Regions from separate parts of the Homo sapiens genome. Here region 2 is linked to region 1. The links are chromatin loops, found by intact Hi-C in ENCODE. Cell type or tissue: adrenal gland. All regions are shown on one strand. Links, peaks and the distances in the headings refer to the core of each region. The heading gives the core; the rest is flanking DNA.

Region 1 (4,389 bases), core at 127-4,126:
GGGCCTTTGCACTTGAATTTCTTTAGACTTTTCGCCTGGCTTAGCTCGTCTGTCACCTTGGGGAGGCATTTTTCTTTCTTTCTTTGTTTCTTTCTCCTTTTTTTTTTTTTGAAACGGAGTCTTGCCCTGTCGCCCAGGCTGGAGTGCAATGGTGCGATTTCAGCTCACTGCAACCTCCGCCTTCCAGGTTTAAGCGATTCTCCTGCCTCAGCCTCCTGAGTAGCTGTGATTACAGGCACGTGCCACCAACCCTGGCTAATTTTTGTATTTTTAGTAGAGATGGGGTTTCACGATGTTGGCCAGGCTGGTCTCAAACTCCTTCACCTCAGCTTACAGGTGTGAACCACTGGGCCCAGCCTCTCCTCTCTTCCCTGCTCCCCTCCCCTCCCCTTCCCTCTTCTCTCTCTTTTCTTTATTTTTCTTTCTTTCTTCCTTTCTTCCTTCGTTTCTTCGTTTCTTCCTCCTTTCCTTTCCTTTTCCTTTTTTTGAGATGGAGTCTCACTCTGTCGCCCATGCTTGGCTCACTGCAACCTCTGCCTCCCAGGTTCAAGTGATTCTCCTGCCTCAGCCTCCCTAGTAGCTGGGATTACAGGTGCCTGCCACCACACCCAGCTAATTTTTGTATTTTTAGTAGAGACAGGGTTTCGCCATGTTGGTCAGGCTGGTCTCGAACTCCTGACCTCAAGTGATCTGCCCACCTCAGCCTCCCAAAGTGTTGGGATTACAGGCATGAGCCACTGCACCTGGCCTCTTTTTCTTTTTTCTTTCTTTCTCTTTCTTTCTCTTTCTTTCTTTTTTTTTTTTTTTTTTTTTTTTTTTTTTGAGACAGGGTCTCTCTCTGTTGCCAAGGCTCCAAGGCTGGAGTGCAGTGGTGCAATCTCGGCTCACTACAGCTTTGACCTCCTGGGCTCAAGTGATCCTCCCACCTCAGCCTCCCAAGTAGTGGGGACTACAGGTATGCACCACCACACCTGGCTAATTTTTTTAATTTTAATTTAATTTAATTAATTTATTTATTTTGAGACAGAGTCTTGCTCTTTCACCCAGGCTGGGGTGCAGTGGCATGATCTCGGCTCACTGCAACCTCCACCTCCTGGGTTCAAGTGATTCTCCTGTTTCAGCCTCCCAAGTAGCTGGGATTACAAACACCCACCATGGTGCCCAGTTAATTTTTGTATTTTTAGTAGAGACGGGGTTTCACCATGTTGGCCAGTCTGGTCTTGAACTCCTGAGCTCTACCTGCTTTGGCCTCCCAAAGTGCTGGGATTACAGGCATGAGCCATGGCACCCAGCCAATTTTTTTTGTCTTTTTTTTTTTTTTTGTGGAGTCTGGGTTTCACATGGTGAAACCCCAGGCTGGTCTCAAACTCCTGGGCTCAAGTGATCCACCCACCTCGGCCTCCCAAAGTGCTAGGATTCCAGGCTTGCACCCCCTCGCCTGGCCTGGGGGAGGCATTTCTGACATTGTACCTAAAGTACCTTTCCCCGCTCCCTATCATATCACCGTGTTTTCCTCAGAGCTCTTGGCACAGTCTGAAATCATTGTTTACTTACTTATTATGGTCTGTTCTCCTTCATCTCCCTTCCACCATTAAGATGTGAGCTGCTGGACACAGGGGCCTTTTCGGTGTTTTTTCTGAACTGTATCTTCAGGGCACAAGGTGAGTGCTCAACAAATCGTTGATGAACAAATGAACAGGTACATTTGCTGTGACCAAATGGACTAACCAAACTGTCCTTCCCTTTGGATTCTGCCACAATTGTATAGACATACCTATAAGTAAGAAAGTTGGGAGAATAGCTATTTTGTTTTTAAATATTTTGTGTTTCTTTGATTCGTGTACTTTATTTCCTGCAATTTTTGAAAACAAATTAGCAACTTTAATTTGTAACAAAAGGATTAAATAAATATCCTCCCCCCCTTTTTTTTTAATCCTGCTATTTCGTGACAAGGAGAGTGGGAAGGCCATTGTCCCAAGGCCACTGTGTTGCCTACTTTTTTTCCAGCTGTTCACAGAATGTAGCCACTGGCCTTGCCCTCACCCTGGCCCCAGGTGGGCAGATAGTTGGCAGGCAGCCCCTTTCTCCAGAGCAGTCTCAGAGGCTCTCTGCTTGGCAGAGGTTTAGAGTGGGGGAAGGGAAGAACTACTGGTTCAGTGTGACCATCCCTGCGGCTCAGCTGCAGCCTCTGCAGTGGTTAAGTGTCATCCCCTCAGGGCAAAAAAGCAGAACATAAGAAGGCCTCTCTTAGCCTCCTCCTTCCTCCCCCTCAAACATACTTCTGGGTTCTGTTCATCAGCTAGATCACAGTCTGATCTTTATCCGGAACCTTTGCACGTGGGGCCCCTTCCACATGCTGAGGCCAAGAGAACCCTAGGTCAGTTGCTGGAGACTTGTAATTTAGTCCTAACTGGCCCCCAATAGGTAATGTATGCTGGGCAAGGTCTAATATCCTCTCTGGGTCTCAGTGACATCATCTGTCTTTGCCTATGTTGTTTATTCAGAGTTTTAAGGATACGGTATAGACGTCTCAGATTTTAGCTGCTAAAAACTATCAGTTCCAAACAAGAATCCTGAGGCTTCCCCTTAGGGCCACAGAGAGGCTGCCAGTAGCAGCAGAAGCCAGTGCTTCCTAATGTATGTTCAGCAGGAGAGAGTGTACTTCTGTTCCGGCATTCCAGTTCAGAGCCCCCAAGTCACCCAATGACTATGGCCAGAAGAATGGAAAGTGTCGATCAGAGTACATCCTTGGAGCAGGGGTGGTGTCGCCTTCTCCATTAAGTGTGTATGTAACTGAAATCTCAATACATTTACGCAGCGGGATGGAGGACAATGCTGAGTAGGTATTCAACAATGCTCTGGACTGGCGCGGTGGCTCACGCCTCTAATCCCAGCACTTTGGGAGGCTGAGGCGTGCAGATCACCTGAGGTCAGGAGTTGGAGACCAGCCTGACCAACGTGGTGAAACCCTGTCTCTACTAAAAATACAAAATTAGCCAGGCATGATGGACGCCTGTAATCCCAGCTATTTGGGAGGCTGAGACAGGAGAATCACTTGAACCTGGGAGGCGGAGGTTGCAGTGAGCCGAGATTGCGCCACTGCACTCCAGCCTGGGCAACAAGAGTGAAACTCCATCTCAATAAATAAATAAATAAATACATAAATAAATAAATAAATAAATAACAATGCCTCGTGAGTAACTGGCACAGTGCAGGACATATCGCATAGCTGATGTTAGCCATTGCTATTGGCAGCAAAGATAACACGTTGTGGGAGAATCAGCCTGGCACCAAGTCATTCTCTCAGGTCCCTAATCTGCCACTAACTACTGTCTTAGTGATGTCAGACAAATTATGGAAATTATACAATTTTAGAAGTGGAAGAGTTCTTAGAGGTCACAGGGCTCAATCCTTCATTGGACAGACTTGGAAACTGATACCCAGAGACAACAGTCTGAGTCTCAGTTTCTTCCTTTGTGAAGTGAGGCTAATAATACTGGTCATGTCTACCCTTGATGTTATGATGAGGATCAAATGAGGTACTGTTTATGTATAAGGCTTGGAAATGCTATTCTTTTTTTTTTTTTTTTTTTTTTTGAGACAGAGTCTCGCTCTTGCTGCCCAGGCTGGAGTACAGTGGTGCGATCTCGGCTCACTGCAATCTCCACCTCCCAGGTTCAAGCGATTCCCCTGCCCCAGCCTCCCAAGCAGCTGGGATTACAGGTGTCCACCACGCCTGGCTAATTTTTATATTTATAGTAGAGATGGGGTTTCACCATGTTGGCCAGGCTGGTCCTGAACTCCTGACCTCAGATGATCCACCCGCCTCGGCCTCCCAAAGTATTGGGATTACAGGTGTGAGCCACCGCCCCCGCCTGGAAATGCTATTCTTATGGGAAGCATTTTATTTGTGTTATTATTAATGTAGTAATTATGCCTCATTAAGGGGAGAAATGGAGAGTGCCTTCAAAGGATAAGCTTACTTGGTTCAAAATGAATAATGGCACTTGAGAGTGTGTGGTGTGTGTGTGTGTGTTCGTGTTCTTGTTAAGATGGGGAAGGTGTAGTTGAGACATGGCCCTTCGTGTACCATTAAGGAGTGGCATAGGGAATTGTTCTTAGGATGAAAGAGATTGGTGTGGTAGTTGGCTATAAATTGAAGTTGTCTCTCCTTGACTGACATTTGAGGAGAGTTGCTGACCTGGTAGGGCAAATCAAGTACTAGGAAAAGGCAACCTCTTAGAGAGAAATCGCATTAGGCCTTTCTTTGCCTTGCTATAAAGAAATACCTGAGACTGGGTATTTTATAAAGAAAAGAAGTTTAGGCCGGGCACAGTGGCTAACGCCTGTAATCTCCAGCACTTTGGGAAGCTGAGGTGGGAAGATCAT
Region 2 (4,389 bases), core at 177-4,176, 240 kb before region 1:
TTTTTTGTAGAGATGAGGTCTTGCAATGTTGCCCAGGCTGGTATGATCTCCTGGCCTCAAGTGTCCTCCCTCCTTGGCCTCCTGATGTACTGTGTTAGCCACCATGCCCAGCCTATTGTCATTTTGTATAAAAATATATGTGTGGTGCTGGTTGAAGGAAGTGTGTTTTATCATATTCCACGTGTACAAAACCCTCCTATTAAAAACACATGGAGGCTGGGCGCAGGGGCTCACGCCTGTAATCCCAGCACTTTGGGAGGCCGAGGCAGGCGGATCTCGAGGTCGGGAGATTGAGACCATCCTGGCTAACATGGTGAAACTCTGTCTCTACTAAAAAAATACAAAAAATTAGCTGGGCATGGTGGCGGGCGCCTGTAGTCCCAGCTACTCGGGAGGCTGAGGTAGGAGAATGGCGTGAACCCAGGAGGTGGAGCTTGCAGTGAGCCGAGATGGCGCCACTGCACTCCAGCCTGGGCGACAGAGCGAGACTCCATCTCAAACACACACACACACACACACACACACACACACACACACACAGAACCTGACAATGGTTGCCACAGGGAGACTGAAGAAGGGTGGGGAATGGCCCGCCCAGCACACTCTTTTGTTCTGCATGTATTTTATTTTATTTTATTTTATTTTATTTTACGTATATATATTTTTTCTTTTTTCTTTTTCTTTTTTTTGAGACAGAGTCCCACTCTGTTGCCCAGTCTGGAGTGCAGTGATGTGATCTTGGCTTACTGCAACCTCCACCTCCCAGGTTCAAGCGATTCTTCTGCCTCAGCTTCCTGAGTAGCTGGGACTACAGGCACGCACCACTAGGCCTGGCTAATTTTTGTATTTTTAGTAGAGACGGGGTTTCATCATATTGGCCAGGCTGGTCTCGAACTCCTAACCTCGTGATCTGCCCGCCTCTGCCTCCCAGAGTGATGGGATTACAGGCATGAGCCACCGCGCCTGGCCACACCCGGCTAATTTTTTTGTATTGTAGTAGAGACTGGGTTTCCCCATGTTGGCCAGGCTGGTCTGGAACTCTTGACCTCAGATGATCCACCCGCCTCGGCCTCTCAAAGTGCTGGGATTACAGGCGTGAGCCACCACGCCCGGCCTTATTTATTTATTTATTTTGAGACAGGGTCTTGCTCTGTCTACCAGACTGAAGTGTGGTGGCGCGATCTCGACTCACTGCAACCTCTGCCTCCCGGGTTCAAGTGATCCTCCTGCCTCAGCTTCCTGAGTAGTTGAGATTACAGGCACGTGCCACCAGGCCCAGCTAATTTTTTTGTATTTTTAGTAGAGAAGGGGTTTCACCATGTTGGCCAGGCTGGTCTCGAACTCCTGACCTCAATTGATCCGCCTGCCTCAGCCCCCCAAAGTGCTGGAATTACAGGCGTGAGCCACCATGCCAGGCTCTGCGTGTATTTTAATATACAATAAAACAAAAATAAAGGAATGTCCTAACAGTTTTTCTGACTTTGACAGCACTTAAACAGGGTCTTGTCAACCAGGAGGCCCAAATTTTTCTTTTTTTTTTTTTTTTGAGAGGGAGTCTTGCCCTGTCGCCCAGGCTGGAGTGCAGTGGCATGATCTCGGCTCACTGCAAGCTCTGCCTCCCAGGTTCACGCCATTCTGTTGCCTCAGCCTCCCGAGTAGCTGGGACTACAGGCGCCCACCACCATGCCCGGCTAATTTTTTTTTGTATTTTTAGTAGAGACGGGGTTTCACCGTGTTAGCCAGGATGGTCTCGATCTCCTGACCTCGTGATCCGCCCACCTCGGACTCCCAAAGTGCTGGGATTACAGGCGTGAGCCACCGCGCCCGGCCCAGGAGACGCAAATTTTTAAAAGGAATTCCTACTTTGAGTAAGGATGGGGTCCTGATGGTATCACTAAGTTCCCTATTAATTTAGAGATGCTATTCGTAGGTTATTAGGTAGAGGCAGAAGAGGCGAGAGAGGCAAGGGAAGTGAGGTTGTCTTGTTCTGCCCCGTTTCCTTCCAGAGGAGGGGAGAAAAGGGCCTTCTCCTCTCAGGAGCACAGCAATGCTGGATGAGCAGTGCTTGTTGGACCGAGGCAGGAGAGAAGGCGCGACCCTGTGTTGGTTTTTTCCTTATGCTTTTCTGCTTGTGCATTTAATCCCTTTTTCAGTTTCAAATCAGCACCATAGCAGATCTTACCAACAAACATTATCCCTGTCCTGAAGCAGTTGTCAAGCCAGGGAGAGACATAGGATCCACTCTGGGGAAATGCCACCCTGGCTTTGGCTTCTGGAGGCTGCAATTACCTGTTAGGAGAGGTATCAAATTCCACTTCCCGAGGCTGCAGTGAGCCGAGATTGCACCACTGCACTCCAGCCTGGGCGACAGAGCAAGACTCTGTCTCAAAAAAAAAGAAAAAAAAAAAAACTCCACTTCCCTCTTTGCCCACAGAAGCCAGTGTGAAATCCCCTTCCCTTGCATTCCTTTGGGCTGGTCCCATTGAGAAAGAGGCTGGCACTGGACAAGGAGATGAAAGCAGACTGCCCCAGCTACAGTGTCTCACCAAGCTCCTTCCAGCTGCTGTGGCCCTGTCCAGGTCTGCTGACCTCTGGTGATGGCCAATGCCATCTTGCCTCCTTAGCTCATGCCCACTTTGGCTGAGTTACTGTGGCCCAGGCTTAGAATGCTGTGTTTTGTTTTGATGCCTAACTCTTCACAGTCCTTTTTATAAGGTCACCTGTCTTGCTTGAATCTTCAACTTGGTGCTGCTGACACCCCTGATGTGACATATGCTGTGCACAACTCCAGGTCACAGAGGGAGTAAAAAACAAGTTCTTTCCTACCTGATGAAATACCTGATTACTTTATGCTTTGCATAAAGAGACATTTGCCTCAGGGAACAAATAAGACATAAATACTGAAAATGGGATTGCCCTTTAAAAAGGAGGATGTCTGCTCAGTCTAATTTGGGGAATATCTCTTTTATCTCCATTGTTCAGGCTGAATACACAGTTTGTGAATTAACCTGATCTTTTCCTTTATCTTGCTTGGCCATCTGCCTTGCTTCTCAGTTATTTAGAAAGTACTTTAATAGCATCTTCACCAATGACTAAAGAAACAGAAAGTGACATTAAAAAAAAAAAGGCAACCCTGTATTTTGTTTATTTACTATTAGCTTGTTTGGTAAGAATAAAATTTTCATAAGGATTGAGCTTGATATCTCTGAAAATGGCAGACTAGATAATGAGGAACCACCCTTCCACTGAAAACAACTGCAAGGCAGCAGAAAATCTAAGAATAATTTGCTTTAAGGCATTGGGGGAGCTCACAACACAATAAAGAATTAAAGAGTTACAGGACTGAGATCCACAGAAGTAAATCCAAGAAGATGAGCCCAGCTTTAGGGCTACTGTTCTCCCAGGGCGTTTAATGAGGTCTCGAAAGATTGAGAAGCTGAGCAGATGTTTCAACAGCCTGGTGAGGAGGACCTACAAATGAGAGGAAATCTTGGGGGAAAAAAATCATGCTTTGGGTTGGGAAACTCAAGGGCTAGACCCTAGGAATAAGGGTGAACTAAAGCCCAGCTTCCAACCATCTCAAGGCCTATATTAGATTAACACTGGAATTACCAGTGTCCCCAGGCTCCTGACAAAAGCATATGTAGATCTTCCCTAGCAAAAGGTAACATCAGAGTAGACTCAAATTATTTCTTCAATAATTAAGGCAATTATTACTTCTACTTATTTGACTCCTCATGAGCCTATTTATTTTTTATTTTTACATTTTTACAGAATGTCTTGCACACAATGAAAAGTAAATAGGAAGGCCAGGCGCCTGTAATCGCAGCACTTTGGGAAGCTGAGACCGGTGGATCACTTGAGGTCAGGACACCTGTAGTCCCAGCTACTCGGGGGACTGAGGCACGAGAGTCACTTGAACCTGGGAGGCGGAGGTTGCAGTGAGCCAAGATCGCTCCATTGCACTCCAGCTTAGGCGACAAAGTGAGACTCTGTCTCAAAAATAAATAAATAAATAGGTTCATGAGGAGTAAAGTAAGTAGAAATAATAATTGTCTTAAGTATTGAAGAAATAACTTGAGTCTACTATTGTGTCCGGAATTGGTGGGTTCTTGGTCTCACTGACTTCAAGAATGAAGCCGTGAACCCTCACGGTGAGTGTTAACAGCTTTTAAGGCAGCTTGTCTGGAGTTGTTCGTTCCTCCTGGTGGGTTCGTGGTCTCGCTGTCTTCAGGAGTGAAGCTGCAGACCTTCGCGGTGAGTGTTACAGCTCATAAAGGCAGTGTGGACCCAAAGAGTGAGCAGCAGCAGGATTTATTGCAAAGAGCGAAAGAACAAAGCTTCCACAGTGTGGAAGGGGACCCGAGCGGGTTGCTACTGCTGGCTCGG

What was found. Peaks named below come from ENCODE experiments on the same cell type or tissue, not always from the same donor. Only the 100,000 strongest peaks of a DNase experiment are listed, where the experiment ranks them.
Region 2: a loop joins it to region 1, with 2.0 times the contacts of the local background. A loop is called at or near these places in 7 of 110 quality-filtered maps.

What each region holds. Positions count from the first base shown.
Region 1 is chr7:152,457,865-152,462,253 of GRCh38, reverse strand. No RefSeq gene overlaps it. Among named protein-coding and RNA genes, the nearest start is that of LINC01003, 4.1 kb to the left of the region's middle. In adrenal gland, for the core only: no CTCF peak of the experiment used is centred there; a DNase peak (open chromatin) is centred at 2,193; H3K27ac peaks cover 1,135 bases.
Region 2 is chr7:152,697,891-152,702,279 of GRCh38, reverse strand. No RefSeq gene overlaps it. Among named protein-coding and RNA genes, the nearest start is that of XRCC2, 24 kb to the right of the region's middle. In adrenal gland, for the core only: no CTCF peak of the experiment used is centred there; a DNase peak (open chromatin) is centred at 2,589.